Linked DNA regions of Homo sapiens: region 2 is linked to region 1. Evidence: chromatin loops called from intact Hi-C (ENCODE). Cell type or tissue: endothelial cell of umbilical vein. All regions are shown on one strand. Each heading gives the region's core, and the rest is flanking DNA. Links, peaks and the distances in the headings are about the cores only. Region 1 holds the start of SP8 (Sp8 transcription factor). Region 2 holds the start of CDCA7L (cell division cycle associated 7 like).

Evidence for each region. A loop is a pair of places that touch in the nucleus more often than their neighbours do. Peaks named below come from ENCODE experiments on the same cell type or tissue, not always from the same donor. Only the 100,000 strongest peaks of a DNase experiment are listed, where the experiment ranks them.
Region 2: it touches region 1 in a loop (3-fold over the local background); 2 of 110 quality-filtered maps call a loop at or near these places.

Annotation. Positions count from the first base shown.
Region 1 is chr7:20,776,860-20,793,035 of GRCh38, reverse strand. It overlaps SP8 (Sp8 transcription factor), which reads left to right and starts at 6,150. Exons shown (of 2, transcript NM_182700.6): 1 at 6,150-6,258; 2 at 7,241-10,757. The coding sequence starts at 6,238. The coding sequence ends at 8,746. RefSeq lists enhancers at 1-27, 9,112-9,772, 15,737-16,176. In endothelial cell of umbilical vein, for the core only: a CTCF peak has its summit at 7,984 (motif pointing right); a DNase peak (open chromatin) is centred at 6,095; H3K4me3 peaks cover 3,730 bases; H3K27me3 peaks cover 3,307 bases.
Region 2 is chr7:21,930,280-21,946,455 of GRCh38, reverse strand. It overlaps CDCA7L (cell division cycle associated 7 like), which reads left to right and starts at 557. Exons shown (of 10, transcript NM_018719.5): 1 at 557-675. The coding sequence starts at 652. RefSeq lists enhancers at 1-208, 1-603, 599-748, 4,262-4,882 and a silencer at 889-938. In endothelial cell of umbilical vein, for the core only: no CTCF peak of the experiment used is centred there; a DNase peak (open chromatin) is centred at 6,945; H3K27ac peaks cover 1,087 bases.

The DNA.
Region 1 (16,176 bases), core at 5,128-10,127:
AATGGACTTGTGCAAGAGACTTTGAGAACTCAAGAAAGCATGGCTAATTTTCAGATTTTCATTTTAATAAAACTGACCTGAAAGTAAACTCCAATGAACAATTTTTTAGGCTTTCAAGTGCTCGAAGACGCCACACTTTCTGGTCATTGGTGTTATTTTGGGTAGTGTTATCTCTAAGAATCTGTTGACAAACCCAAAGTGGGAGCATGCTAGTTTGTCCCCTGGTTTTAGAAAGTGAATTGTATCCCCTTTCACAAATATCACACATTTGTAAACCTTATACAGTGATTTGAACACATGTGTGGTTAAACCCAGAGACCTGGAGCAGCTCCTAGATTATTTGTAATTAAACACAATTCCCAGAGTAACATTTATCTTCCCAAAACTGCGATTGCAATTGTCAACCGTCTGGAGGAGACCCCGGGGTAATCTGGGAGCATTACCTCCTCTACTAACAGAACAGAATGAAAAGAAATCAATAGTGTTGAGGATAAGCATTTAGTAGTTTTTAACTCTGCATGTTAGCTGTAAGAAAGTGATATATAATACCAAAAGAGAAAATAACAGAAACAAATCCATTCTAGGAAAAAAATCAGAGACACACTCATCTGAATGTCTAAGCTTCTCTTTTGCTCTCTTGCCTTGAACGACAGTCACACACAAACACACACCATTCACACTAAATGAGCAAACTCTTTTCCCTACATGTGTTTCCTTCATTTATATGATGAAGGAGAAATACAAAGTGCTGTAGAATTAATTATCAATTTTATCCATGGGCTGGCAGAGATGAATATAAAAAGTACTGTAGAGTGCAAGCCTGAATGTAGAAGTAGCACGAGGCCACATTAACATAGCATGAAGATATGAACATTATGTGTGTTGACAATAAATAGGGAAAGGTGTTTTGTTTTCTTCCTTTAATACAGGCTGTACACAGAGATGGAGATTTTGAACATCAATTTTGGTAAATATCTTTATACTTTTCCTATCTATGAACTTACCTACTACTAAGATGATTGTTTGATACATGGGGAAAGTCCCGCTTGTCTTCTAACTATGCAATTTGAATATCCCAGCTAAAATAAATCAAAGCTGGTAATATGCTAAGTCAGATAAGTAAATCTCTTTTAATTAAAGTGTCCCTAACTTTTGAACATTTTGAAGTGGCAGAGAAGAAAAAGTAAATATTAAGGAGAATGGAAGAAAAATATCAAGTCAAGAAAAAAATAGGAAATGCTCTCTCAAGTGGTCTCATTTATTTACAGTCATCAAGGCAACGCTTTTCATCACCAAGAAGCTCCTGTGCCAGTAGATCAAGAGTCACTATTGCTTCGTTGTGGTCAACAAATGCATCCAATTAAGCACTACCAGAAAAGTAAGGACTCGGCTATAAATGTGGCCGGACAGTTTGGAACCAAATAACCTCACTAATAGAGGCTATTGTTCAGCGTGGAAGTTCCCATTTTCCAATCAGGAAAATACAGCCCTCTCTGGGCTCTGGCCGACTGATCTCTTCCCACCTACGGCTCAACAATCTGCCACCAGCGAGGGGCTTGTATTACCTCTCTTCCCAGGAAATGTTAGGTAACTTCTTAGTAAAACCACACGAAAGAGAAATGGACTGCTAAGGGGCACCCCTCAGGAATTCACAGGTCCACGCCTAGCCAGGTTTTTTTTTTTTGTTTGTTTTGGTTTTGGTTTGTTTTTTGTTTTTGTTTTTGTTTTCCAGCGGGAAGGAAACTTTGACCAGAGAGCTCTCGACGAGGAAACACCCCCACCCAACCTGGCTCAGCTCGCTGCTCCCGGCGGCCGCCGGCGGCGCTCAGCTACCCAGCGATCCCTCTTCACGCTTTATTTAGTAGCCAACACGTCCGCGTGCGAGGACCCCGCACACTAGTCAAGGGGTTGGGGGTCGTCTTCCCATTCTGGGAGAGGCGCAGGCCAGGGACGCAGTGCCAGCACTGCGTTCGCTCTGTCTCCCGCGGGCACCCGCCGGTCAGCTTCCAGAGCTGCATGTCCCTGCCAACGCTCTAGAAACCGAGATGCTAAGAGCCGGGTTTAAACGTACCCTGCAGAGGTACGCGCTACAGTTTGTGTGCATTTTTTACCATTAGGCTTTTTTCCTTTCCTTTTATTTTCTCTCTCTCTCTCTTTTTTTTTTTTTTTTTTTTTTTTTTTTTTTTTTTTTTTTGACGCTCTGTTTATAGTGGTCCACACTTAACAAGTTCAAAAACCGTATTTGGTGTAGATGAGCTGCCGGACACTTGAAAGCCTAGATAACTTTGATGTTTTCCACTATAAATCCCTAATTGTACTTAATGGTTACAAATGACTTTATTTACTTGTCGCTGTAGCTACACATTTTAATCTATTAATCAAACAGCAGAGGCATCTTTCACTTCCTACTCCCGCAAAAGGAAAAGCAGGAATTGAGGCCTCTAATTTGCTTTTAGGACCTTCTGTTTCTTTGGTTGTGAAAGCTAAGACCTCCAGATCCGAGCATTGATTAGTCTTCAAACCTGCCTGCAAAAAACCTTCCTTTCTCCGTTCCATCTAAGGAGATGTTGATGTATATTGTAGCTGCAAGGTGTTAGATATACTTGAGCAAGTTGTTCCCAGGATGTAAATTAGGTCCCAAAAGCTGTTGTCCAAATCGAAGAAACAGAGAAATTAATCTGGGAGACTATCCATCATCACCGGTAATAAAGAGAGCGACATGGATGAGACAGATGATATGATTAAGGGGCTGTGGTCGTTTTAATTAACTTTTTGCTGTCCTGTAATGATCAAACTGGTCACCAGACCCGGTCAATAAGCATGTTAATATCAAACAAATAAAACCAGGGATGATTAAAAACCTCCTAGTTTATTAAATTTGAAATTCAAATGAAATTTATGCTGCAGATGCATACAGAATGCTAATAGATTTTAGCTTTATTGATAGTGGATCCCACAGGTTTGCAAGAAACAGCAGAATATCCATCTACCCCTCTTCCTGCCAGCACATTAAACTTCATATGGGGTGGAGAAACTTTTAATTAATGTTAGAAAGCCTGTACTTCCTATTTTTCTTCCCCCTCTTTTTCAAACATCTATATTATCACAATATAATACTCAAGAGTAATAATCAATATCGTAAAAGTTAAACCGAAGTGTATGCACCCTGAAATGCTTTGCCAGGCAGGCTATATCAACAATGGATTACAGATGTTCTCTCCTATGGGACAGGATTTAAGAATGATTGGGTCACTTCTCCAAAGTGGAGAAAGAGCTGTCATTAAGTCTAGTTTCAAGCATATTTAGATGCAAAATTATGACTGCTAAAATTTTTGGTCAATTATATAATTCTCTTTGTCTTTTCTTTTTAACACAGCTGCCTTATGCCTCATGTCACAAACACTAGCCATTTCTTTTGGGGAGGGAGTGAAAGAAGGGTGGTACAAGAAAAAAATGCCCTTTGACCAATGCTACTATGAAAGAAATAGCTCACTTTTTATATGAAAGTAAGTGGAATATACATATATTTCTAATAAAAAATATATATACATATATATAATGAAGAAAGTTGCACATACACACCTTTGTGGAAATCCCCAAATGCTGCAAGCCAATCTTACACAAACTGAAGAATCCAGTATTTTCATTAAATCCACACCAACGTTGTGACTTATAGGAAGAATGACATATGATTCTAAAGTTAATTTATACACTTGAAAAATCTTAGAATTAGGTAGCTCAAAACTGCAGTCACATGACGCTGGGTTTTTCTAATTCCTGGCATTTTTGAGGAAACAGTGTTAACGCCTCTGTTTACTCTCAGTATCAGCATTTAACTTTTTAATAGTCCTGCCTCACTTCCTTCCAGAAGATAGGAGGATAAAAAGATAAAATAAATAACTATTCATAGATGGGAGCCTCCCCTCAAAGCTGTTTTTCTCCACCTTTGAGGATGATGGTATTGATTAGAATTAAACCCCAAATCTGAACAACTGTATATTAGGCCCTTAAAATGAATATCATTAAAGAAGGAGACCAAAGCAATGAAGTTAATTCTCTTTTATTTGTTAAACGGAGTACCCTCCTTCCCCCACCCCTTCCTCCTTCTGGGCTGGCCTGTCACGCCTTCTCAACACGCTAAAATCATTCAGAGCGGCTTGCAGGGAGAAACACGACATTTATGGTAAGCGTCAGCCCTCAGAGAAAGAAAGCAGTTCATTAATTTACTTCACACTTACTTCAAAGTATGAGAGTATACCTTACCCCCTTAATCAATAGATATGATGTACAGTCAATATCCCCACAGCGTTTAAAAAAGGGTCAGAAATGTACACTCTCACACCACAAACATCAGTTTCAACTCTGCTCAATGAAATTTACACGATACAACTTGACTTCGAAATTTTGTAAACCCTAGGAAGATTTTTTGACATCCCTAGAAGCTGTGAAATCCTTGAGGGGGGTTCAAACACAACAGTAAAATAAAAATGTTTTCCCAGTCAAAACAAAACAGTTCGCCCAGCTAGTCACATTTTAGTTAATTCCATTTTAAAATTAGACTTCTGAGAGCACTTGTAACTGGTTAAAAATATGAACTGTTTTTATAACTTATGAATATTCAATAGGGCTACAAAGACTGGACTTTTTGCTACACTGGTGTTGTGCTTTCTGCGGTTTAAGTTCCCTTGTGGTGGCAGTGAAATTGTAATGGCATTTCTGAAGGCAACTAATAACACAAATGGCAAGCAAATGACTAAACCCCACCGAATTTGAACTAAGTGTATCTATTAACATGCACACACACTCATAGACAGATCTCTGGCCCAATCGCCATTAGACACTGACGCCTGGATAAATGTCCAAGATTTGTCAAAAGCTCCTCTCTATTCTTAGATAAATAGAACCCATATATTTCGATCAAAGTCCTGATTCTTTTCTCAGAAAGAGGCAGTGAGGTTTTCTGTGAAAATTTCTAAATTCCGTAAAACGCTCTTCAATTTCTTACCCAAAGAAAAAACGACCCTCGCTTACTCTCTTCTCTATCTAATCCTTTTGTATTGAAATTTACTCAACACCACGGGACACACACACCTCCTCCCCTAGAGTGAGACGTGCACTTCTAAAGCAGAATTCCACCTCAGGGAAAAAAAAAAAAAAAAAAAAAAAAAAAGCCACGGCATCAAAGAAACAACTCATGGGCGCGCAGGCGCGCATCCACGTCCCAACGCATCCCTAAAAATAACCCTTAGCCTCTCAACCTTTCTACTATTTCGTTGGAGAGCCGGGAAAGAAAAGGTGGGTTTAAAGATCTTCTTCAAAAATGTAGTGACGCTGTTTACCAAGTTAAGAAAAAAAAATCACTCAAGATTTTAGGTACAAGGAGCCAAAGGAAGTTGGCGACAGGGGCAGCGTTTGTGAATATTTATTCACTCAGCCTCCATCAACTTAGTCGGTTTCTCTCTTCAGCTCGACAGTCTCTCTCTTACAAACACACACTTTATTGCATTGTTCCCATTCCCCACTACCAGCTTTGGTGCGCGCACACAACACAAGCGCCCACACACACCCTTCCCTCTTCTCTGTCGCACAAATACACATGTTCACAGCCCTCCTTCTCCCCCAACACCAAACACACTCACCCCCCACCCAGTTGAGTCCCTCTTCCCTCCCTAGGTTTGTCAGTTACACTACCGTACACTCACACCCTTCCCAACACTTAACTGCTCTGTCCCTCTACCCCGCTTTGTCGCACACGCAGTTATCTTATCACACAACCCTCCCTTTTCTGCACTCTCTCCACTCCCCGCCTTTACCACACTGTCACTGTTACGGTGTCACACCCCCATCCCCCCTCCCTCCAGTCTCCGCACTGTCCTCTCCTACGCCTGGTCACACTCGCACACAGTTACATTGTTACACACACACTCATACACGCGAGCGCGCGCTTTGCGCTTTGTAACACACGCAGCCGCCCCCGCCCCCTCCGCTCCCACTCCCCCTTCCACCACGGCGGCAGGCGGCGGCGCCGATGACCTCACGGCGCGCGCGCCGCGCGGCCCGGCGAGGCCGCAGATTGGCTGGCCGCGCCTCCGCGGCACTTCAAAGCCGGAGAGGGAGCTACAATTGTGGTGGAATGGGCGGAACTGATCATTGTATTGCACACCTCTAAAAAAAACACTGCCTCTGATTTATCAATATAAAAAAGATCCTCTGAGAGGAGGAGGGCACTTTTGTGTGATGGCAACTTCACTTCTAGGGGTGAGTCTCAGGATTTTCTCTTGCTGGTTTAATTAGTTTCCTTTTATTGCCGATTGGAGGGGGTTAAAGTCGCCCCGGCCAGGCCACGGGCTATCAGTCTCTCTATTGAGAGCTTTTTTTTTTTTTCTTTAAATACAAGTGAGTTTGGAGAAAAGAAAAAGGGGGAGAAGGGGGCAGAGTCACTTTTTTTCAGCGCAGGAAAAGGTTCGAAGGGCATTTAGACAAGCCACCGCGCAGCGCCTCGCTGCTCCCTGCCCGGGAGACCTGCGTCCAGCCCATTTTACAGGCACCGATTTCGGGGGTAAAGAGAGCAAGTTTTTCCTTCTGGGCAAAGTGCAGATTCTTCCCCTAACCCTTAAAAAAAAATTCTGCAGCCCGCCTTGTCTCGCAGGTACGTTGAACTCGTCTCGTTTTTACTACTGTAGATATGCTTTTAAAAAAAGAAAGAAAGAAAAGCAGGAAGAAAGAGTGAGCCCTACAGTTTGATTTCTTTTGGCCTGGGAGAAACAACCCAGGATGGGTTTCTGGGGACCCGAACAGGTTTTTCAAAGCTCTCCGGATTACAGGGAAGCGCTCTTAAAAGCAATCCAATGGTTTTCCCCCAGGCTTCTCGGCAAAGAAAACTTCCTTCCTCTCCAATCTGGACTTTTTGCTTGTTTGTTACGAAGTGTCTGGGGCTTTGTGTGCAAGAGAGTGTTGTTTTAGGTGAGAATACTTGTCAAACTCTTCTTTAGCGTGGTGCTTGCTCCCGAATCAGACGCCGGCAGCCAAACTTGTCCCCTCCTGTAGAGTAGGAAGCGGCCGGGCGCCGGGGCTGTTGGGGGTGCCAGGTGAGTTGGTGGCGGCGCGCCGCAGCGAGAGATGGGGTGCAGTGGGGCGCTTTGGAGGCTACCGAAGGACTGATGCACATTTCTTCCTTTCCTCCCCCACCGGCCCTTTGCCCACCTCCCCTCCCCCACTCCTTCTCCTCTCCTCCTCGCAGGAAGAACCGAGGTTGGGATCGACTCCTCTGGCCATGCTTGCCGCTACCTGTAATAAGATAGGCAGCCCCAGCCCGTCTCCCTCCTCCCTCTCGGACAGCTCTTCTTCCTTCGGCAAAGGCTTCCACCCCTGGAAACGCTCCTCGTCCTCTTCTTCCGCCAGCTGCAACGTAGTGGGTTCCAGTCTCTCAAGCTTCGGCGTGTCCGGGGCCTCCAGGAACGGCGGCTCGTCCTCGGCGGCTGCGGCGGCCGCGGCAGCAGCCGCGGCTGCCGCGGCCCTGGTGTCCGACTCGTTCAGCTGCGGCGGCTCGCCTGGCTCCAGCGCCTTCTCCCTCACCTCCAGCAGCGCCGCAGCCGCCGCCGCCGCCGCCGCAGCCGCCGCCTCCAGCTCGCCCTTCGCCAACGACTACTCTGTTTTCCAGGCCCCCGGAGTTTCCGGGGGCAGCGGCGGCGGCGGCGGGGGCGGCGGCGGCGGCTCCTCCGCGCACTCGCAGGACGGCTCCCACCAGCCGGTGTTCATCTCCAAGGTGCACACCTCTGTGGACGGGCTGCAGGGCATCTACCCGCGGGTGGGCATGGCGCACCCGTACGAGTCGTGGTTTAAGCCCTCGCACCCGGGCCTGGGTGCTGCGGGCGAGGTGGGCTCGGCCGGCGCCTCCAGCTGGTGGGACGTGGGGGCCGGCTGGATCGACGTGCAGAACCCGAACAGCGCGGCTGCGCTGCCCGGCTCGCTGCACCCTGCCGCCGGGGGGCTCCAAACCTCGCTGCACTCGCCGCTCGGAGGCTACAACTCGGATTACTCGGGCCTGAGTCACTCGGCCTTCAGCAGCGGCGCCTCCTCGCACCTGCTCAGCCCCGCCGGGCAGCACCTCATGGACGGCTTCAAGCCAGTGCTACCCGGCTCCTACCCGGACTCGGCCCCGTCGCCGCTGGCCGGCGCGGGGGGCTCCATGTTGAGCGCTGGGCCTTCGGCGCCGCTGGGGGGCTCCCCGCGCTCCTCAGCTCGCCGCTACTCCGGCCGCGCCACCTGCGACTGCCCCAACTGCCAGGAGGCAGAGCGGCTGGGCCCTGCCGGGGCGAGCTTGCGGCGCAAGGGCCTGCACAGCTGCCACATCCCGGGCTGCGGCAAGGTGTACGGCAAGACTTCGCACCTCAAGGCGCACCTGCGCTGGCACACGGGCGAGCGGCCCTTCGTGTGCAACTGGCTTTTCTGCGGCAAGCGCTTCACGCGCTCCGACGAGCTGCAGCGGCACCTGCGGACCCACACCGGCGAGAAGCGCTTCGCCTGTCCAGTTTGCAACAAGCGCTTCATGCGCAGCGACCACCTCAGCAAGCACGTGAAGACGCACAGTGGCGGCGGCGGCGGCGGCGGCTCGGCGGGCTCGGGCAGCGGCGGCAAGAAGGGCAGCGACACCGACAGCGAGCACAGCGCCGCGGGCAGCCCGCCCTGCCACTCCCCAGAGCTGCTGCAGCCCCCCGAGCCCGGGCACCGCAACGGCCTAGAGTGACGCCCACCCTGCGCCCGCCCCTCTCCCCGACCTCCTCCCACCAAGTCCTCTTGGGCCCTGTCTGTCCGGACTTCAACTCCAGCCTTTCCCTATTGCATCCGACTCGCTCTCTGTCTCTTTCTGTTTCTGCCCCTCTTCCTTCTTCCTTCTGTGACTTAACTTTGTAAAGGGGATATGGACAAGTAAGTAACACGCATCGCTGTCCCGGGCCCTGGCTTTCCCTTTCCACGGGTAACGCTGCCTGAACCCGTTGCAGCCGGAACCCGCGCCTCGTCGGGCCTTTATTTCTCGTTCTCTCTTCCTTGTCCTCCCCTCCTCCACCCCCCAGGTTGTGAAGGGCGTAACTTTTAGAGGGAACGGCCACTGGAGGTAGAGCTGGACTAATCCAGTGCCTGGTAGACAGCGGGCCTCGCGCGGGCAGGAGCGGCTCGGCTGACAAGCCTGAGCGGAGCGGTGGAGAGGGAGAGGCTGGAGGCCTGGGCAGAACAGCGCCGCCCGGGCAGACGGCTGCTTGGTTCCAGAGCCGCTGTACTGAGCACCTCGGCTTCGGAGCACCCTGCCAGGCCCCTGGGCATCGCCGGACGTCCTACTCAGGCTGTCGGGGCTTGGTGGGGGTGACTTTTGGCAGCCCGAGACCCAGAGTTTGTAGAGTTTAGATCTCCCAATGTCAGTCTGCCTCTTTTTCTTTGTTCCCTGAGGTGGAACCGATGCAAGTTTCAGCAAAGGGCAGTCTTGTCGAATCGCTGCAGCAGCTTTCTTTCATCTTTATAGCATATATTTTATTTTTAAAAAAACTAGGGGGAAAATAGCAACCTTCCATTTGGTTTCCCTTCTATAATAGTTTTTTCCTCTAACGGGGAGCAATCTTTCTCTCGAAACTGCTAATATTGATCCCAAAGTTACTTTGACTGCATTAACTTAACTTACGGGGTGGGGGCGGGGGTGAGGGTAGGTGCTTTTTTCTTATGCAAAAATACTCCTTTCCGGTGAGACCAGATTAACTATCTCCATGTTTGTCCTTTTCTACCTCGTTTTTTCACCACTCCCAAACATAACCTCCCAATCTTTTTTGTTAGTCCGGCCGTCAATTGTATAGTACCAATTTCGTAAATTCTCTCAATTCATGAAGATCGTAGGGTTAAACTTTTTTGTGTGTGATTTAAACTTACAAACAAGTGAAGAAGCTATCGTTTATTTCAGACGAGGCTGTAGTTTAAATACCAAAAGAGGGAAAATAAAAAAGAACCTTTGTAAAATATATCTGAACCTAATGGTTTGTACAACTGGAGAATCGTTCTAGATTAGTTACCAATTAAATATAACTCCGCCAGTGTAAGGGTGTGAGGTGCAGTTGTCCAGGAGACGATTTTGTATAGTATTTTTCTTGTACATTACTTCCAGTAAATATTTGAAAATATATTGAAGTAAACTTGATTTTTTTTTTTTGTCACAAGAAAATATTAAGAGTTATTGTTGCAGTTCTGATGAGCTGCAGGTTTTTTGAACTCACTTCTGGAGGTGCAGAGCCACAAACGCACTTTCGGGGCCTAGTTTTGCTCGAATATGAATTTAGATAGGTATCAAGCTGTAACTAAGACAATATTTGATAAATGTTGGATGACATTTAATTTAATGGAGCATGTACTTATTTGCATTTGCTGGCAGTTCAGGCATAGTTAAAGTGAGAGTTCTCCTATATTTCATAATAAGTGGTCTGCCAAAACCCATGTATTAAATAAATTGTCCAAGTGAAACTCGACTAACTTTGGCCTTTGTGTATTTCCTGAAGGTAATATTGTTAACTGTTAATAAATACTTCTGACACTACATTTAAATGTTTGCAGATTCTGCAAACTAATTGCTCATTGTAATGTTGAAATAATTTGGATATTTCACATTGAAATGAAAAGCCTTTCTCTGGAGCATTTTAGATTTGCATTTTAAATGCATGAAATGTAATTGATTTATTTGTAATATTTTAAATGGTATAATAAACTCAGATAAAAGACTAGGCCAGTTAATTTGTATTTTTTCCCCTTTTTAAACTATGGACGTGCATTTTATCTTCAGTTAATTGTCTAATTTAAACAAAATATATCCTTGTTTGTGGTAATATTTAAATAATTACCTTTAAGATGTTAGATGGAAAGATCTATTTGGCAAAGCTGTGTTTTCTCTGTTTACCAAGATAAAGATTATAGTGTCTAAGGAATGTAATTGATTATTTACCAGTAGATTTAGCTCATAGCATCAGGATTTACTGACCTCTTAAAATTTGTACTAAGTCACAATTCAAAGAAATTTCACCATTCTCTTTCCTTCTCAGTCTCCAGAAGGAGTCAGGTTGTTGGCCATTGATTGCATTAGTATTTAAAAGGCCAAGCCTTACATTGGAAGATCAATACATCTAAAATAAAAACATGGGTTTGGGGATAACTTTTGTTGTTAGGAGGTGGAGGAGGTCAAGCTAACAAAAGCTTGTTTTTGGCATTCCAAGTCTTAGCTAAAGATTATGTAGAGGTAAATATCAGTAGTAGATTCCTGTTGAAATGAGTTATCTGTTCTTTTAAAGTCTCTAAACAGCCACCAAAGAAAAGGAAGGTTAAACCTTAATCTATTTACTAGGCTATTGTTCATAGGTGTCAATGATGCCAATAAAAAATACTGTCTTGTTATGTCTAAGTGCATTTAGCAATGGGTGTTCCTGAGCCATACTTTGAAACATAAAATACTCTAAATGTTGATTGATGTTATATCACTATTTCACTATTAGATTAATATTATTATTTTGAATCAAATTGAATAAAAAGTTAGTGTGTTTGGATTCTTACAAGTTTAGCTTCTTTATTTCTGTTTGCAATCTCCCCACCCTAAGTATAGTCTTGGTATACATCTTGAACTGAAAAATTTTCCATTGAAATCTATATATGGTAATTATAATGCATAGAAGCAAGTGAAAATACAAAGTGCTATGAGCACTGTAAATTGAGAGGAAAAAGCAATTAGGGATAAAAGATGTTTTAGAATAATATAGCTCGTGTCCAAGTAGGTGACACCTTTAATCCTGCTGTCTATGCAGGTATTTGAGGCCTCCAGTCTCTATGGTTCTAGACAAACAAGTTAACTCTGATTCTTTGGTATACTATAGTTCTAAATAATGGATTTTAAAAGTAAAATAGTTTCTTTCTGTCACTTTCTTCCTAGGATAACAAGCAGAACACAGTTTAAGTGTTGTTTCTTTTTTATTGAAAGTTGCAATGCTGAGGGATTCGGAAAGAGCGGTTCTGAAGGAGTTAAATGTAGTGGCAGGTAAGAGGAAAGCTGCTTGGTACATTTATAATATCAGTTGCATTACATGCAGAATCAACATTGATTTAAGAGGTGGGTTATGACAAGGAGAAATATTGTCTGGAAGAAGATTTCTTTGGGGTGATTGAAGGGGGACATTTTTTCTGCTGTACAGATGTGCAAACTTTCCCTTTCTTCCTTCTGGCTCCTCACCCTTCTAGCTTTGCTTGGTTTGTTTTGGTGGTTATGGAACAGTATTTCTAGCTTAATTTTCTGCAGGGTGGGCAGGGTTCTTTTGGGAAAACAGAAGATGAGGTACCAAATTGTGATTTTTTTTTTTTTTTTGTTCCTGTTTTGTCCCTGATAAAGCACTTCCTGGCAGTAGCTGGAGGCTCACTCAAGTGAAGTCAAAGGCCAGGTCTCACTTTGAACCAAGGGACAAGCTTCCAGTCTGGCAGATCAAGATAGAGTTAAACTAGTTGTTGACCCAGAAGTCAGGCCAGCATATATCAGCCCACCCTCCAGAGTCTGGAAAGGGCTGCCAATCCAACCATTTCCATTTCCTACCTCATCTCTTCTACAAACTTGAATGTTTCTTCCCTATCCTGCTTTCTCCTTTTTTGGCTCCTTCCTTCCTCACCTTCTCTCTTTGTGGATGATCTCTTTCACTGAGATATGTGTAACTGTGATTTGTTGAGGCTGGATTACCAACTGAAATATTTTATGTAAGAAACTTAATTTAAACCAATATGATGACTTCCTCTCAGAACAACTGATGCTGGAAAAAGCTCCTGAATGGGTTTGCCTTCCTTCCGCCCTGCTCCTACCGGAATCTTGGCATAACTTCTCAACTGGGCTTCCTTTGGTTAGAGAATACTGAAATTAAAATTTAAAGACAAGCAGGTGATGAGACTGGACTCCTAAGTAGGCAGATCGATAATTTTGCTATCATTTTCATCTTCATGGATCTTTTGGTGAGGTTATTAAATGGAATGCTACAGAAGGCTTGTAGAGGAATTTTTTTAAAAATAAATATTGTAGAGGATTGCTCAAAGGTCAGATGATCTTTTTGGCTGATAAATTAAGGCAGAAAAAGGGGGAAAAAAGTGTGGATTTGATTATTATCTGTTTGCTAAGATGGTAAAGATAAATATTATCATGAAGAATTTAAGAATTTTGCTCAGTGTTTTGTACAAACAGCCTCAAAAAGGGATTGATTTGATGCAGGTATTTTGAATAAACTGTGGTTGTTCATTTTACTACTGATTTTTGCTGCTTCTGTCCAAACAGGCATTATTTCTCTTTACACTCCTAAGAAAAACCCAGATATTACCAACATCTTTATCCTTCTCTCTCTTTTTAAAAGTATGGTTTCTGCAGTTGCTTCCTTCCTTCCTTTCTTCCTCCTTCTCTCCCTCCCAATCTCCCTCCTTTTTAAAAAATGGCGCAGAAGATCAATTCTGTGCCTGTATTTCAAGAAAATGGTGTTAAAGTAAGGAATCGAAATATAGTAATGCTGTACCCATTTTAAAGTCAGGGCTTTGGTTTTGGGTGGCATCTTTTGAAGACTGCTCAATATAAATAGTTGATGTTATTTTAAAAATAAGATTCAGAATTTTCTCCCTGTTTATTCCCTGCTTCCGGATTAAAGGAAAGCCGCTAATTCCTTGCCATCCTGGACCCTAGCCGCTGCGGTTTAAGGGGATGCGCGTCAGTGGCCATGTCTTTAGATTCGCTGCTCTCCCTGTGAGCAGAAATGTTGATTTGCTGCAGCGGCGGGGAGGGGGGATCTATTTTTCCCTAGTCCCTCGGCGCATGTTTAATTTAATTTAATTTTCTGCGGAGTCTCTTGGCGGTGAGGAAAGCAGCCTTATACATTTTGCTTTGGTTCCTAACGAACAGTGGGAGAGCTCTAGGGACAGCGGGGAGGGCTTGAGGTGACCTAGAACTCGGAATAAAGCCCCGCTACAAGCTGTCGCTTTTTCCTGGTATTCTAGTACCGTTTTTGAAAGTCCATCTACCGGAAATGTTGCTTTTTTTTTTTTTTTTTTTTTTTGAGATGGAGTTTCGCTCTTGTCTAGGCTGGAGTGCAACAGCGCAATTTCGGCTCACTGCAACCTCCGCCTTCCGGGTTCAAGCGATTCTCCTGCCTCAGCCTCCCCTGTAGCTGGGATTACAGGCGACCGCCACCACGCCCGGCTAATTGTGCATTTTCAGTAGAGACCGGTTTCACCATGTTGGCCTGGTCTCGAACTCCTGACTTCAGGTGATCCGCCAGCCTCGGCCTCTTAAAGTGCTGGGATTACCGGCGTGAGCCACCGCGCCCGGCCTGGGGCTGCCGCTTTTAAAAAGCCCATTCCTCAACTTTGCTTCTCAGGCACCAATTTCTTGCTGCGCGGGAGGAAACGCTGGCAGCGACCTCTGCTTCTCTCGCAGGGCGCTGAGCCGAGGTCCGGCCTGCCCAAAGTTCCCTTCGTTCTCTTTTCGAATGAATTCTGCGAGAGGTTTTGAGCCTGGGAGGATTTCCCTCCCTTTCTAAACGCTACCCTCCGCTTTCCTCTTCCCAGCTCCTCGAAGTGCCCAGTACATTGAGAAAGACCCCGGGGCCCTCCCGGGGAGGGTTCCGAACTGGCGATCCGCACGGTCCGCTTGCACGTAGCAGCGAAGAGTGAGGTGGTGGTCTGGGGTCTCCCCGCGAGCCCTGGCCCCGGCCCGGGCCCGCCGCTCCCCTCGGGCTGCGGGCCGGAGCAGCCCATCGCCGCGCCCACCGCACACAAAGGCACCGCGGCCGCCTCCGCCCGCTGCACGGACAGCGAGCGCCACCCTGTGCCCTGCTCCCGTTCTGCAGCGCGCTCAGCGCGGGCAATGCCGGCCAGACCCGCCCCGCCAGTCCCGGGCCTCTGACCTTGGGCAAACCCACGGTGGGAATGCGCGGGGAGCCTCCCCCCGCCCCGCTCGCCTGTGGGCTCTCAAAAGACACTCGGGCCGGACGGGGTGAGGGATTCCCCTGCCTTCGCTTCCCTCCCTCGCTTGCTCTGTAGTTTTCCCGCACCAGCCCGCTGCCCTGCGCCATCCTAGGGCCTCGGAGCCCGGGGAATCTGTCCCATCCTGTCACGGGGTGCCGCGCTTGATCTTTCTGCCCGTGCCACCGGAGGCTGCTGCGGCGTGGACAGACTCAGATTCTTCTTCCTGAACTTGTTCAGCTTTCTCTCTGTCCTGGCCCACGACTGCCTGCCTTTCTTCACCTCCTGTGCTCTTTTCTTGGCCAAACTGCTTTGTGTTCACTCGCACCCGCCTCCTCTCCCCAGCGACGTCAAAGTGCAGCGTCCTCCATAGGTGGCAAGATTTATTCTTGTCATTTTATCATGGGGTTGGCAGACTCGACGAGTGAAGGAACTTGCCCACATTTCCCCACACTGTTATCATAAAGAAGGCGCAATTAAGTGTGACTGGCTGTGAAAACTCTGCGCTTTTTAGTTTCAGGATATCAAAAAAGTTTAGCTACCCTGGGACTAACAGAAAAAGTGATGGATAGATAGGTGGATGGACACAGATGTAGAATCACTGAACCTGTTGAACAGAACTCTACTGCATTGCACCCAAAACCCAACAACCTCTCATGGGCTTCCTTCCCAATGCTCTTCTCTCCCGACTCTGGGCCTCTGGGTCTTTGGGGACTGCTACCAACATTCTGAAGGTCCCTATTCTGGTGACATCTGAAAGGAGATCAAGATAGATCAACCCTTCGGAGAAGAGCGTCATGCTCCGCTTAAAGGTCTTTATTTGGAGAATGTACCTGCCTCTCCCCGGGCTGCCTGAGGAAAGGAGCTGGCTCCTGGTAAACCTTTCCCCAGCCCCACCCCCTGACTCTTTTAGGCGCCTCTAGGTCTTAGGCCTTCTGGTCTTGGAAGTCATCGCACAGGTTCGGATCTGTGGGTTCCACTTTGTATTCTCGAGACATGCCAAGGATTAAACTTGGCTTTTATGGGTGGTTAGATACGCACTATGTACATGCATTTAAGGCATCCTGTGATGAGGCTGCAGCATAAATCTTCTCCCGCACTTATATTGAAAGAGCTCTCGGAGACGCACACCTGCGCGTGACAGGGCTCCAGTCATGTCCCCTCGTGGCTAAATCCACG
Region 2 (16,176 bases), core at 4,677-9,676, 1.2 Mb before region 1:
TCCACCTGGGCCTTGGTAAAGAAACCTGGGTTGCCTGTTCTGCAAAGTGAACCCTGTAGCAAATGTTTTGGGAGACAGAATCTTCCCAAAGAGAACCCTGCCCCGTTACAACAACAAAACAAAACAAGCCCCAAAGCCGCCCTACAATATTTGCCTGGATCAGAGACAGGGGTTGCAGCAGAAGCTCGCGCCCCAGGGCATGACCTGGAATAAACCCTGCCAAGTATCCAGCGCGCGTGCCAGCTGGAGGCTGCGCCGGGACAGCCCCCTCATTTCTCCCGCGCTAAACCCCGCCGGACGGCTCCACTCCCTCCCTCTGCTGCAGGGGGGAGCCCGGCGCCCTAACACTGGTAATTGCTCTTGCCGCGCCCAACTGCAGCCCCCTCTCGCGCCGCCTGCGAAGACAAGGTCAGTGGCCGCGAAGTTGGAACGTGATCGGAGCCACGAGGCCCAGTGAGGCGGCACCGAGGGGGCAGCGCAACGCGCTCCCCCTGTCCAGGGCGTCAAGTGCGCCCCTCCCGGGGCCCGCCTGTGCTCCGGGCGGAGCGCGCTAGCTGCTCGGGCGCGGGGCGTTCTTGGTGCGCCGGGCCGTGGTGAGTCCGGGCTCCCGTGGCCGCGTGCTGGGAGGAGACTGGAGCCCGGTTAGGAAGAATGGAGTTGGCGACTCGCTACCAGGTGAGGGTCCGGCCGCCCGCCGCCGTCCGGACGCACCCACAGTTTGACTTCCCTTTGCCACCCGGTCCTGCTGGCCTTGGGCTGGAAACGTGGCCCTTGGCTGCGGCACTGGGGATCTGGCGCGCCCAGCCGGTTGAGTGCCGGAGTGGGCGCGCCCTGCAGGTGTGCGCAGTGGGTCACGTTTGTGCTACGCGGACCACAGAGGCCGGTCGCCCCAGCACACAACCGCGCTCAGCCTGGCGCTCTGCTCAGTCTCGGGTGGCCGCCGGGGGTGCAGGCGGGGAGCTAGCGGGGCGCAGCGCCTGCGTTTGCAGCCCTCGTGAGACGGGGGAGGGGCTTTTTTTGTGCACTCCCCACACTTTCTCCGGGAATTGGCACAGAGATCAGGAAGCTTAAGAAAGTTGTAATTTTTTTTTTTTAACAGTCGATCGCCAGACCAGTCCAACTTGGATAATGGAGTTTAAAAATAATAACTTTAGTGTTTATTCTAGAACTTTTGTAAACGTTTTCAAGGAATTAGTAACCATTTGGGGGAAATGGTAACGTCATTGGGCCGAGTTAAACAAGCTGCAAGATCCCAAATCATATGCACAGCACGACCCCAATTACGCGTTAAGGGCCTAACTCGTCTTTAAAACTCATTAGCAAACACTTGAGTAAGTTCCCCCAAACGTTTCAGTGAGTAGTGGGAATGTGAACGTGACTTCAGTTTTCTCTTTTTACTTCTTAAAAGAGCTTTTCTCTACGTTATCGTAATGGAGATACATGTTTACTTAGAAGTAAGCAATAAAAACATTTTTCATAAGAACTAAAAATACAACCTTTAAAAAGGGAAACAAGCAGCCACGCCTCTGCTTGTGGGAGCACGGAGATGCTTTGTGCGAGGATTGTTTTTTTTTTTTTTTCCACTTGTTTTATTGAGAGTCGCGAGACTCACTGCTTCCACCTTGCTTCCGACTGGTGTTTACTTTCCTCCACCTGCGTGCCTGGCCCGGGAGAAGGGGAGGCGGGGCCGCCAGCGTTGGAAGGCGCAGAGTGCCCGGCGCCCGAGCCCAAACCGCTGTCACCTGCCCGAGTCTGGCGGCAAAGACTGAGCCACTAACGGTAGCTTTGGCCTTTTAGTAATTTCTGAAGCCTTCCTGAAAATGGTCGCTTGAGAAAAATCTGTTGTTGATGTTTCTGAGAATATTTTTAAAATGCCTCCTGTGAGATAAACTATTAAAAGCAAGGGAAACAGTAAAGCCTACGGAATGAGACAGGGTTCGATTTTTTATTTTTTGCCACTGGCTTTTACCGTGTATTAGCATCCTTTTTTTTTTTTTTTTTTTTTTGGAGACGGAGTTTCGCTCTTGTCCGGGGTGGAGTGTAATGGCGCGACCTCGGCTCACTGCAACCTTCGCCTCCCGGGTTCAAGCAATTTTCCTGCCTCAGCGTCCCGAGTAGCTGGGATTACAGGCGCCCGCCACCACGCCTGTCTAATTTTTTGTATTTTTTTTTTTTTTTTAGTAGAGACAGGGTTTCACAATGTTGTCCAGTCTGGTCTTGAACTGCTGACCTCAGGTGATCCACCTGCCTCGGCCTCCCAAAGTGCTGGGATTACAGGCGTGAGCCACCACTTCCGGCTGGCGTCCTAACCTTCTAGGAGTTTCTGTTGCTACAGGACTAAAAACAAAAAACAAACCCTCTGGATGGAGATTTGAGCTCCTTGTGAGTTTAGTCAGAAAATGTATCTGGAATTTATCACTCCGGAGCTCCTTGTGAATGTAATCAGAAAATGTTTCTGGAATGTGTCACTCCTGTTGTTAAGCTGGAGAGTTCTTTGCACTTCCACTACTGATATTCATAATTCATGCTTAGGAAACTCAGAAGTCCCAGAATGTGTAGTTGGAAGTGAGCGTTTACTGCCACACAATGAGGCTAATTTTTGGTAGTTCTAAAATGTTAAATAAACTATTTATCATGTAGGGGTTACCCACAAATTATATCCGATCCATTATGCACCAATTAAGGCAAATTACTATATGTAAGATGATCAGGGTTTTTTTTTTTTTCCTTTTCTGAAGACCTAATTGGCAGTGCAAATCAAAGATGTGTGATGGTTTTTCCAGTGGAAATGTTCCTGTTCATCGTAATTTAAATGTGCACAGATTATAGTCTCTAAATTAGTGGAGAGTGGTTCTGTGGGGTGGGCAGGTGACTGCGGATAAGAACACTTAATGAACATTTCAGGCACAGCAAGATGTTAAATTCGTGTGGTTCCACCCTGTCCCCCAGCCTTATGAATAAAGCAATGTGATGAACCACCTGAAGTGGCATTACTGCACATCAAATGTCGCTCAGCTCAGTGTGCAGTGGGTTTTCATCTCACACATTGGAGTAAGTATAATTTCTATCGCTTGGAAAGCGCAGAGCTAAGTGTTTCAGCAAAGCAGCTTAGGCCTAATGTTATGAGTAAGAAGCAAACAAGGAGACTCATTTACTCTGAACTACTTTCGAGTCTGCTTTCCTGCCATCCCACCAGTGTGTTGGATTTGATGTCCTCTGACAGTGATTACGCTTCCCCCAGGCTGTAGTCTTGTCGTGCTGACCACTGTGTCTTTGTGCTTTTATATAAAATGACAGAAATAGCTCGTAAAGGCAAGGGTGTGATCCCTGACTAAGAGCTGTCAACAGTGCAGCTCATGGGAGCTCCAGCTTGCTGCAGCTCCGTAGGAGAGAAACTGGTAGGCACTGAATGTCAGTGTTCTCCTCGTACTCTGTTCTAGCTCCAGAGTACAGGATGGCCCATTTGAGAAGGAAATGATGCTAAATGTTCTTGTAAATAGGCAGGAGCACGCTGTTGAAGGGGTAAAGGGGTATTTTTCTGGTATTGGTCTCTTAGCTGCAAAGTGCTCCCATCTGATCCTGTTGTTTAACATGTAATTCCAGAGCCCCAGAAGCTGGTCACAGAAAGGACAATGATTTGCCACTCTAATAGTCTTGTATTTAAAACGCTCCTTGGTTGTTCTGTGTTCTGCTGGCTACCCCATCCATAGCAGAGCAGGATTCTCAAAAATCAGGCGAAAACCTCAGAGATCATAATGATTCTGATCAGGTACACAGGCCAGGAAACAATGAGATAATTGTGGCCTAAAACAATTACAAACATTAGAGTAAATTAATGAAAAAGATTAGAACATCATTGGAATAGAATAAGCCAGGCATTACATTTAAACTGCTCTTGAGAGTTTTCCTTTACTCAAAGTTATGTTTTAGAATATTTACCTCCAGTATACAGTTTTGTTTTAGAAAAGACTCGGCTTTATTCACCAAAATGGAATAGATTACAGGCTACTTAAAGTAGGTAGGGATAGAGATAAGAAAATACTACTGGGGCCATTTTGTTCTTTTTGTTTATGAAAAGCAGTGCTTTCTGTAGTTTTTTTGAAATAGGACCATTCAGAGGCATATTTGGTAAATACCACTGAAGTTAACACTCAGAAAAATGTATCTTCCATAGTAGTAAATGCTAGCACCCTGCATGCAGCACAGAAATAAAGTGTGGAGTCTCACAGTGCAAGGGGCCTGAGCTTTAGTTCAAATAAATCGTTGATGTTTCCTGCCTGTTTTCCTTCATGATCATCAGCTGAGGATAGAGGGCTTGCTGACTGGGTTAGTACACTGATCAGATAGTCAGTTGAGCACCGGTTATGTGCTAGGCATTGGTAGGGTGGAAGAACAAAGACACAGAAAACACGCCTCTTTCCCCACACTCTCTACCAGAAGGCCATGCTTGAACTCCCTTCCTCTTCTGCTTTTGCCAGAGCTCAGCTGGCTCCTGCTCTGTGCTATGGGGACCTGGGGGACCTTGGGTTTGGAGAGTAGAGGGAGACCTTAAGAGCCATCCTTTTTTGCCCCCAAGGAATGGAAACTATCACTTCCTTTTAAAAGTCATGCTGTGCTAAGTACTTAAAAGTTATCAGATTTAATCCCCACTGTAGTTCTGTGAAGTAGGTTGTGTTATCTGCCTTTTAAAGATAAGGCTAAATTGACTAATTTGCTCAGGGCAATTTGTAAGGAATTGGCCCTTGCTGCTGGAATCACCGGGCCTTGGTGAGTCAGGAAACTTGCCCTGTTCCCTCCTCCCTTTAACTAGAAGGGCTGGAGTGTTAACAGCAGCTAGTCTGGTTCTTTTTTAGGAACTCACCAGATTATGCTTTATACTGCCTGTAAAAGTCAGTTTGGGAATGTGAATAAGATCCACCAAGCTTTTACATAGGAATGACTTTTATGTGAAATTTGCATTGTACAAACAATAACATGTTACCGTAAGCTGCACTGAACCACTTCTCTGCTTCCCCTACTCTCCGTGCCCCATTTTCTGCAGTTTCCATGAAGTGTTTGCCTGTAGCACAGTCGTCATCTTTGTCTAACCTTTACAGTATGATTGCTGTTGGAATCTGCTTTCCTTAGCACTATCAGCATTACTTTTCCTAGTAGCGTAGAGATCTTTACAGTTTTCATTTTTAGTGACTGTCTAGTGTTTCTAGATGTGTATTTTATGTATTTTCTGTTGAAAAAATATTTTTTTCTTTATTAGAGGAAATAAATATCTCAGGGTGGTATACTGTATATCTTACGGCTTGTGTTGGAGTCTGCACTATTTTTAATAACTCTTTATAATGTATTTAATATCTCATAAAGGGAATGTGCCTGATTTTCAATGGTTAGGAGCCTCTGACACATTGTTTTCCTAGGGCATTTCCCCTTTTGTTGCGCTATATTAGCTGAAAGAAAGCAGTTTTTGCTGAGGTTAGAACCAAGCTTATGATAACTGGACTGAAAGAATGTTGTCTCCTTGAACTTAGAGCATCTCATAGAATGTTCTAGTTGGGGGGAAAGTGGAGAGTAGTCCCAGAAATCTGTTCTTTACATCCGGTCTGCCTAGAAAACCAAGAAAACCTATAAATGTGTCAGTGGACATTTAGTGGAAGTGACTGCAGATTAGGGCTATGGGGAATTTGTGGCAAGTTGGTCTCATTGACTTGGCGGAAGGCAGGGACACCCCATCCACAGCGCCCACATTCATGCTTCCACCTGTGCATCTACAGCAGGTTCTCCAGGGTGACTGCATCCTGCAGCTATGTAGGTTACTGCTCCTGGAAGTCTTCCCATCCATTGCCCCCACCGCTGGCTCAGGTGCTCGCCCTGGGAACTTCTGGAGTACCTGGGCTGACTTCCCTGATCACATTTATCATACCACACTGGAATTGTTTAAAGATTGTTTCTCTTACCCTACCACTTACGACTCAGTTTTCATCAGCTCTCTTAGCATGGTGTCTGGCATATATTTGATGCTTAGGAGACGATGTCCAGCATGTATTAGATGCCTAATAAATATCCATTGAATGGATGGAAGGGCAAAGTAGTATTGTTAGTAATATACTCTTTTAATTAACATTTATATAGCGTTTTCTACTTTTCAGAGCACTTCGCAGGCATAGTTTGGAAGTCATCAGGGCTGGTTCTTTTCCTTCCAGGTAAGTGGTGTAGGGTTGCACTTTCCTGGCCCTGAAACAGTCAAGGCTATTTGACTTGCTTTGGCCAGTGGAATATGAGAAGTACTATATGTCACTTCTAAGTGAATTATTTAAATGCCAGCATACCACTTACTGTATCTCATTCCCTCTGCCACTGCATCTGTCAGCATTCTGCAGAGTGGTAGCTCTATCAGCCCAGGTTCTGGTGTGAGGACAGTGTGGAATAGAGCCTTGGGCTGGCCTGTGATGGACATGTAATGTGAACAAGACGGAAGCCTTTTTTTTTTTTTTTTTTTTTGGTTTGAAGCTATTGATTGAGATTTAGGGTTGTTTGCTACTGCTTTATAGCTTGTCATATCCTAACAGACCAGGGTGCTCCTATTTCAGTTTTGGATTCAATCACTCTGTGGTTGTCATCTGAGTGATCTGGGGTCATGGTAGTCGTGGTAACAAACGTGGGTGGGTTTCTTTTTGATTGTTAGAGTGATGAGGGTGAGGGGAATGCCCCTGGTAAGTGGTTTGGAGTTCAGGGGTATTAAGTACCATGTGGCAGGCAGGAGAGTCCTACAGGATGAAGCAGTTGTTCTGTCCAAAACGTCAGTTGCACCTTGTTGGAAAACACTGAGAACAGACTTGTCCAATTTGATAATCTTTTAGACTCCAGAGAAATCTTAACATTGGCTTCACATGTTCTATCTGCTGACCTCCCTGGAGGAGGAAATTACTTCACACTTCCCAAGTGATTTGGTTCACTTCACTCCCAGGATCTCTGCCAAAATTCCAGTTCATTAGGTACTCATCTGCTGAATAGCTCTTCTAAGACCTGTGTAAATACATATCTAAAATGACTTCCCATTTATTTCTTCTCTTTTAAACATAACATTGACTACCCTGTGGGGCTTTTTATTGTGGTAAGATATACATAATAAAAGGTACTATTTTTAACCTTTCAGTGTTACTAAGTATAGTCACAATGTTGTGCCGCCATCACTGATCTCTCATGAGCTTTTTCATCATTTTAAACTGAAACTCTCTACCTACTAAACAATTACCCCTATGACCTCTTCCTCCAGCCCCTGGTTACTTCTGTTTTAGTTTCTGTCTCTGAGGATATGACTATCCTAGGTATCTCATATGAGTGGAATCATATGGTATTTGTCCTTTTGTCACTGGCTCATTTCACTTAACATTGTTATTAAAGTTTATCCATGTTATAGTATGTATCAGAATTTTTTTTCAATTATTTCTCTTTTGAGACAGGGTCTCACTCTGTTGCCCAGGCTGGAGTGCAGTGGTGCTATCGTGGCTCACTGCGCCTTGACCTCCTGGGCTCAAGTGATCCTCCCACTGCAACCTCTTGAGTAGCTGGGACTATAGGTATGTACTACCCTGCTTGGCTAATTTTTCTTTTTAAAATTTCTGGTAGAGATGGAGTCTCTGTGTTGCCCAGGTTGGTCTTGAACTCCTGGGCTCAAGCAATCCTCCTGTCTTGGCCTCCCAAAGTGCTGGGATTAGAGGCATAAGACACTGTGCCTGACGTCATTTCTTTTAAAGTCTGAATAATACTCTTATGTGTACATACCATCTTTATTTACTCATCTATTTATGTTGTCGGTTGTTTCCACCTTTTGGCTATTGTAAATACCAATGAATAAACATTGGCATACAAATATCTGCTTCAGTCCCTGCTTTCAGTTGTTCTGGGTGTGTGTTCCTAAAAGTAGAATTGCTGGGTTATATGATAATACTAAATTCAATTTTTTCAGAAACCACTATACTGTTTGGCACAGTGGCTGTGTCATTTTATATCATCATAAGCAGTGCACGAGTGTTCCAATTTCTTCACGTCTTTGCCAGCCCTAGTTCTTTCCTGGATTTTTTTTTAATGGCCATTCTAATGTGCATAAAGTGGTATCTCATCGTGGTTTTGTTTTGCATTTCCCCAATGATTAGTGATGTTAAGAATTTTTTTCTTGTGCCCGTTGGTCACCTGTACCTCTTCTTTGAAGAAATGTTAATTCAAGTCCTTTGCCCATTTCTTAACTGGGTTTTTGTAGTTGTTAAGTGAGTTATTTATATATCTTGGATATTAATCCCTTATTAGATATTATTTGCAAATATTTTCTCTCATTCTATATAGGTTGCCTTTTCACTGTCTTGATAGCGCCCTTTGCACAAAAGTTTTTAATTTTGAGGTCTAGTTTATTTATTTTTCTTTTGTTGCCATATCCAAGAAATTATTGCCAAATTCAGTGTCATGAAACTTTTCCCCTGTATTTTCTTCCATGAGTTTTATAGTTTTAGCTCTTATATTTAGATCTTTGATCCATCTTGAGTTAGTTTTTATAGATGGCTTAAGGTAAGGGTCCAACCTAATCCAATTTTCCCAGCACTGTTTGTTGAAAATACTGTTCTTTGCCATTATTCTTGGCATCCTTGTTGAAAATTAGTTAACTGTATATGCAAGGGTTTGTATCTGGGCTCTTTATTCATTTCCATTGATATATATGTCTGCCTTTATGCCAAGACCACACTGTTTTGATTACTATAGCTTTGTAGTAAGTATTGAAGTCAGGAAATGTGAGTCCTCTAACACTGTTCTTTTTTTTTTTTTTCTTTTTTAAGGGATGGAGTCTTGTTCTGTCACCTAGGCTAGGGTGCAGTGGTGCAATCTCGGCTCACTGTAACCTCTGCCTCCTGGGTTCAAGCAATTCTCCTGCCTCAGCCTCCCGAGTAGCCGGGACTACAGGCACATGCTGCCATGCCTGGCTAATTTTTTTTTGTATTTTAGTAGAGATGGGGTTTCACCATGTTGCCCAGGGTGGTCTGAAACTCCTGAGTTCAGGCAGTCTGCCCACCTCAGCCTCCCAAAGTGCTAGGATTTCAGGTGTGAGCCACTGCGCCTGGTCTGTTCTTCTTTTTTAAGATTGTTTTGGCTATTTAGGGTCCTTTGAGATTCCACATTAATTTTAGGATGGACTTTTGTTTTTACGAAAGAAGTCACTGAGAGTTTGAGAAGGAATACATTGAGTCTGTACATAGCTTCAGTTAGTATTGTCACCTTATATTAAGCCTTCCAATCCATGAACATGGGATGGTTCTCCATTTCCTTGTCTTCCTTGATTTTTTCGGGGATGTAGTTTTCAGTGTACAAGGCTTTTTTCGCCTTTTTGGTTAAACTTATTTCTAAGTACTTTATTATTCTGATGCCATTGTAAATGGAATCGTTTTCTTAATTTTCATAATTGTTCATTGTTAGTGTGTAGAAGCATAGTTGATTTTTGTGTTGATTTTGTGTCCTGCAATGTCTAATTGTTAGCTCTAACTACTTTTTGTGTAATCTCTAGTGTTCTCTACATATATAATCACGTCTCTTATAGCAGAGATAAATTTTGCTTCTTCCTTTCCAATTTGGATGCGTTATTTATTTTTCTTGCCTGATTGGTCTGGCTAGACCTCCCAATACTGCGTTGAATAGAAGTGGTAAAAGCAGGCATATTTGTCTAGCTCCTGATCTTAGGGGAAAAGCTTTCAATCTTCCATTCATCATTGAGTATCTTGTTAGTTGCGGGTTTTTCGTATATAGCCTTATGTTGGTGAGTTTAAGTTTCCTTCTATTTTTTTTTTTTCTGATGAGGGAAGGGTGTTGAATTTTGTCAGATGTTTTTCTGCATCAGTTGAGATGATCTTTGTTTTTCCCCTTTATTCTGTTCATAGGGTGTACTACATTAATTGATTTTTATGTGTTTGAACCATTTTGCATTCCTAGAATAAATGCCACTTGGTGATCTTGTATAATCCTTTTGCTACACTGCCGAATTTGTTTTACCTGCATTTTGTTGAGTATTCTTGTATCAGTATTCGTAAGAGATATGGCTGTATAGTTTTCTAGTATCTTTCTCTGGCTTTGGTATCAGGATAATGCTGGTCACATAGAATGAGTTTCAAGTGTTCCTCCTTCTTCAAGTTTTTGGAAGACTTTGAGAAAGACTGGTGTTTGTTCTTCTTTAAATGTTTGGTAGAATTACCCATGAAGCCATCTTGTCCTGGGGTTTACTTTGTTGGGAGGGTTTTGATTACTACTTAAAATCCTTATTTCAAATATATTCAGATCTTCTGTTTCTTCATAATTTAATCTAGCTAGGTTGTTTGTTTCTCGGGATTTATCCATTATATCTAGATAATCCAATTTGTTGGCATACGGTTGTTTATAGTACTCTTAAAATCCTATTTATTTATTTATTTATTCATTTTGAGACGGAGTCTTGCTCTGTCGCCCAGGCTGGAGTGTAGTGGCACAGTAGCGGCTCACTGCAACCTCCGCCTCCTGGGTTCAAGCAGTTCTCTGTTTCAGCCTCCCAAGTAGCTGGGATTACAGGCGCCCACCACCAAGCCTGGCTAATTTTTTTGCATTTTTAGTAGAGATGGGGTTTCACCATCTTGGCCAGGCTGGTCTTGAACTCCTGACCTTGTGATCCACCCACCTCTGCCTCTCAAAGTGTTGGGATTACAGGCGTGAGCCACAGCGCCTGGCCAGTCCTTTTTATTTATGTAAAATTGGTAGTAATGTCCAATTTCATTACTAACGTTAGTAATTTGAGTTTTCTCTGTATATTTTCTAGTCATGTAGCTTAAGATTTGCCAATTTGTTGATTTTTTTTTTCAAAGAATAAACTTTTGGCTTCATTGATTTTTCTCTTATTCTATTATCTATTCTATTCATATCTGTTTTAATCTTTGTTTCCTTCCTCTTGCTAACTTTGGGTTTGGTGTGCTATACATTTCCTGTTCCCCTAATGTGTATGGTTTGTTTTTTGGTTGGAGATCTTCATTTTTATTGTGTTTACAGCTATAAATTTACCTCTTAGCAGTGCCTTTTGCTGCATCCCATATATTTTGGTAAATTTTGTTTTCATTTACATTTGTTTCAAAGTATTTTCTAATTTCCCTTGTGATGTCTTCTTTGACCCATGGTTGTTTAGGAATATGTTATTTAATTTCCACATATTTGTGAATTTTTCATTTTTCCTTCTGTTACTGATTTCTAGTTTCACTCTACTGTAACAAAGGATAGTATTATTTCAGTCATTTAAAAATATATTCACACTTGTTTTGTGGCCTAACATATAGTGTGTCCTGGAAAATTTTCTGTAAGTACTTGAGAAAAGTGTTTATTCTGTTGTTGGGTTGAGTGCTATTAGTTTTAGTTGGTTTATAATGTTGCTCAAGTCTTCTGTTTCCTTATTGCTCTGTCTTGTTCTGTTCACTGTTGAAAGTGGGGTGTTGAAGTTTCTATCTGTTGTTGCAGAACAGTCTATTTCTTCATTCAGTTCTGTCAGTGTTTGCTTCATATATTTGGGATCTTTGATGTTTGGTGTGTGTATATATTTATAATTGTTCTATCTTCTAGTGAATTGGCTCTTTTATCAATCTGTAATGTCTTTGTCTTTCACAACAGTTTTTGACTATTTTGTCTCATATTAGTATAGCCACTCCATCTCTCTTTTGGTTATTATTTGCATCGAGTATCTTTTTCTGTCCTTTTACTTTTAACCTATTGGTGTCTTTAGATCTAAAGTGAGTCTGTTGTAGATAGTGTAGAGTTGTATCCTATTTTGAAAAAATCCTTCCTGCCAGTCAATTTCTTTTGATTTGGAGTTTAACACATTTAAATTTAAAGTAATTACTGGTGGGGAATTACTTAATCTTGTGATTTAAGAAATAGGTTTTCTGTATATCCTATGGCTTTTTTGTCCCTCATTTCCTCTGTTATTGCCTTCCTTTGAGTTTAGTTGATTGCTTAGTATTGGCACATTTTGACTCTCTTCTCATTTCATTTCCTTTTCTTCTTAGATAGTTTTTGTGTTACCATGGAGATTACATATAACATTCTAAAGTTATAGCAATCTGGTTTGAATGATACCAATTTCACTTCAGCGACATACAAAAATTCTACTCCTATATAGCTCTTTTTCCATCATTTTATGTAATTGAGATCAGGAATTACATCTTTATGTGTTGTGTATCCATGAACAGATTCGTAAGTATTTTTAATCCTTTAGAAAATAACAAGTAGAGTTATAAGCCAAATTTACAATAATACTCTAGTTTTTATATTTGTCCATGTATTTACCTTTACCTGAGAACCTTATATTTTTGTATGGCTTTGACAAAGTTACGGTGTAGTGACTTTCATGTAAATGTGAAGTACTCCTTTCAGCATTTTCTGTTGCAAATGCCAGTAGTAATGAATTCCCTTGGCTTTTGTTTATTTGGGAATGTCTTAATTTTTATCTCATTTTTGAAGGGCAGTTTTTTTTTTTTAACCAGATGGAGAATTCTTGTTTGATAGTTTTTTTCCCTTCTACATTTTAAATATGTTACAAATAAATCATCCTACTGCTTTCTGACCTTTAAGGTTTCTGTGATAAAACGGCTGATAATCTTTTTTTTTCTTTTTTTTATACTTTAAGTTCTGGGATGCATGTGCAGAACGTGCAGGTTTGTTACATAGGTATACATGTGCCATGGTGGTTTGCTGCACCCATTAACCCGTCGTCTACATTAGTTATTTCTCCTAATGATATCCCTCCTCTAGTCCCCCAACCCCGACGGGCCCCAGTGTGTGATGTTCCTCTTCCCATGTCCATGTGTTCTCATTGTTCACCTGCCAACTATGAATAAGAATATGTGGTGTTTGGTTTTCTGTTCTTGTGTTAGTTTGCTGATAATTTAGCTGGTTTCCTGCTTCATCCATGTCCCTGCAAAGGACATGAACACATCCTTTTTTATGGCTGCATAGTATTCCATGGTGTATATGTGCCACATTTTCTTTATCCAGTCTATCATTGATGGGCATTTGGGTTGGTTCCAAGTCTTTGCTATCGTGAACAGTGCCACAATAAACATACATGTGCATGTGTCTTTATAGTAGAATGATTTATAATCCTTTGGGTATAAACCCAGTAATGGATTGCTGGGTCAAATGGTATTTCTGGTTCTAGATCCTTGAGGAATCGCCACACTGTCTTCTGCAATGGTTGAACTAATTTACACTCCCACCAACAGTGTAAAAGCATTCCTATTTCTCCACATCCCCTCCAGCATCTGTTGTTTCCTGACTTTTTAATGTTCGCCATTCTAACTGGCACGAGATGGTATTTCATTGTGGTTTTGATTTGCATTTCTTTAATGACCAGTGATGATGAGCTTTTTTTCATATGTTTGTTGGCAGTATAAATGTCTTCTTTTGAGAAGTATCATATCTTTCGCCCACTTTTTGATGAAGTTGTTCTTTTTTTTTTTCTTATAAATTTGTTTAATTTCCTTGTAGATTCTGGATATTAGCCCTTTGTCATATGGGTAGATTACAAAAATTTTCTTCCATTCTGTAAGTTGCCTGTTCACTCTGATGATAGTTTCTTTTGCTGTGCAGAAGCTCTTTAGTTTAATTAGATCCCATTTGTCAATTCTGGCTTTTGTTGCCATTGCTTTTGGTGTTTTAGTCATGAAGTCCTTGCCCCTGCCTATGTCCTGAATGGTATTGCCTAGGTTTTTTTCTAGGGTGTTTATGGTTTTAGGTTTTACATTTAAGTCTTTAATCCATATTCAGTTAATTTTTGTACAAGGTGCAAGGAAGGGGTCCAGTTTCAGTTTTCTGCATATGGCTAGCCAGTTTTCCCAGCACCATTTATTAAATAGGGAATCCTTTCCCCACTGCTTGTTTTTGTCAGATTTGTCAAAGATCAGATGGCTGTAGATGTGTGGTGTTATTTCTGAGGCCTCTGTTCTGTTCCATTGGTCTGTATATCTGTTTTGGTACCAGTACCATGCTGTTTTGGTTACTGTAGCCTTGTAGTATAGATTGAAATCAGGTAGCATGATGCCTCTAGCTTTGTTCTTTTTGCTTAGGATTGTCTTGGCTATACAGGCTCATTTTTGGTTCCACATGAAATTTAAAGTAGATTTTTGTAATTCTGTAAAGAAAGTCATTGGTATCTTGATGGGGATAGCATTGAATCTATAAATTACTTTGGGCAGTATGGCCATTTTCATGATACTGATTCTTCCTATCCATGAGCATGGAATATTTTTCCATTTGTTTGTTTCCTCTCTTACTTCCTTGAGCAGTGGTTTGTAGTTTCCTTAAAGAGATCCTTCACTTCCCTTGTAAGTAGTATTCCTAGGTATTTTATTCTCTTTGTAGCAATTGTAAATGAGAGTTCACTCATGATTTTGCTCTCTATTATTGGTATATAGGAATGCTTGTGATTTTTGCACATTAATTTTGTATCCAGAGACTTTGCTGAAGTTGCTTATCAGCTTGAGGAGTTTTGGGGCTGAGACGATGGGATTTTCTAAATATACAGTCATGTCATCTGCAAACAGAGACAGTTGGACTTCCTCTCTTCCTATTTGAATACTTTTTATTTCTTTCTCTTGCCAGATTGCCCTGGCAATGGAAAATGGAAAAATATTCCATGCTCACGGATAGGAAGAATCAGAATGTTGAATAGGAGTGGTGAGAGAGAGCATCCTTGTCTTGCGCTGGTTTTCAAAGGGAATGCTTCCAGCTTTTGCCCATTCAGTATGATATTGGCTGTGGGTTTGTCATAAATAGCTGTTATTATTTTGAGATCTGTTCCATCAATACCTCGTTTACTGAGAGTTTTTAGCAGGAATCGGTGTTGAATTTTATTGACGGCCTTTTCTGCATATATTGAGATAATCATGTGGTTTTTGTCATTGGTTCTGTTTATGTGATGGATTATGTTTATTGATTTGCATATATTGAACCAGCCTTGCATCCCAGGGATGAAGCCAACTTGATCCTGGTGGATAAGCTTTTTGATGTGCTGCTGGATTTGGTTTGCCAGTATTTTATTGCCAATGTGAAAATCTTCGTTCATCAGGGATACTGGTCTGAAATTTTCTTTTTTTGTTGTGTCTCTGCCAGGTTTTGGTATCAGGATGATGCTGGTCTCATAAAATGAGTTAGGGAGGATTCCCTCTTTTTCTGTTGTTTGGAATAGTTTTAGAAGGAATGGTACCAGCTCCTCTTTGTACCTCTGGTAGAATTTGGCTGTAAATCTGTCTGGTCCTAGACTCTTTTGGTTGGCAGGCCATTAATTACTGCCCCAATTTCAGAACTTGTTATTGGTCTTCAGGAATTTGACTTCTTCCTAGTTTAGACTTGGGAGGGTGTATGTGTCCAGAAATTTATCCATTTCTTCTAGATTTTCTAGTTTATTTGTGTAGAGCTGTTTATAGTATTCTCTGATGGTAGTTTGTATTTCTGTTGGATCAGTGGTGATACCCCCTTTATCATTTTTTATTGTGTCTATTTGATTCTTCTCTCTTTTCTTCTTTGTCTGGCTAGCGGTCTATTTTGTTGATCTTTTCAAAAAACCAACTCCTGGATTCATTGATTTTTTTGAAGGGTTTTTCATGTCCCTGTCTCCTTCAGTTCTGCTGTGATCTTAGTTATTTCTTATCTTCTGCTAGCTTTTGAATTTGATGGCTCTTGCGTCTCTAGTTCTTTTTTTTTTTTTTTTTTTTTTTTTTGAGACGGAGTCTTGCACTGTTGCCGGGGCTGGAGTGCAATGGCGTAATCTTGGCTCACTGCAACCTCCGCCTCCCAGGTTCAAGCGATTCTTTTTGCCTCAGCCTCCCAAGTGGCTGGGATTACAGGCACCCGCCACCACGCCCAGCTAATTTTTTTGTGTTTTTAGTACAGACAGGGTTTCACTATCTTGGCCAGGCTGGTCTCGAACTCCTGACCTCGTGATCTGCCCACCTCGGCCTCCCAAAGTGCTAGGATTACAGGCGAGAGCCACTGCACCCGGCCACTCTCTAGTTCTTTTAATTGTGATGCTAGGGTGTCAATTTTAGATCTTTCCTGCTTTCTCTTGTGGGCATTTAGTGCTATAAATTTCCCTCTCAACACTGCTTTAGCTGTGTCCCAGAGATTCTGGTATGTTGT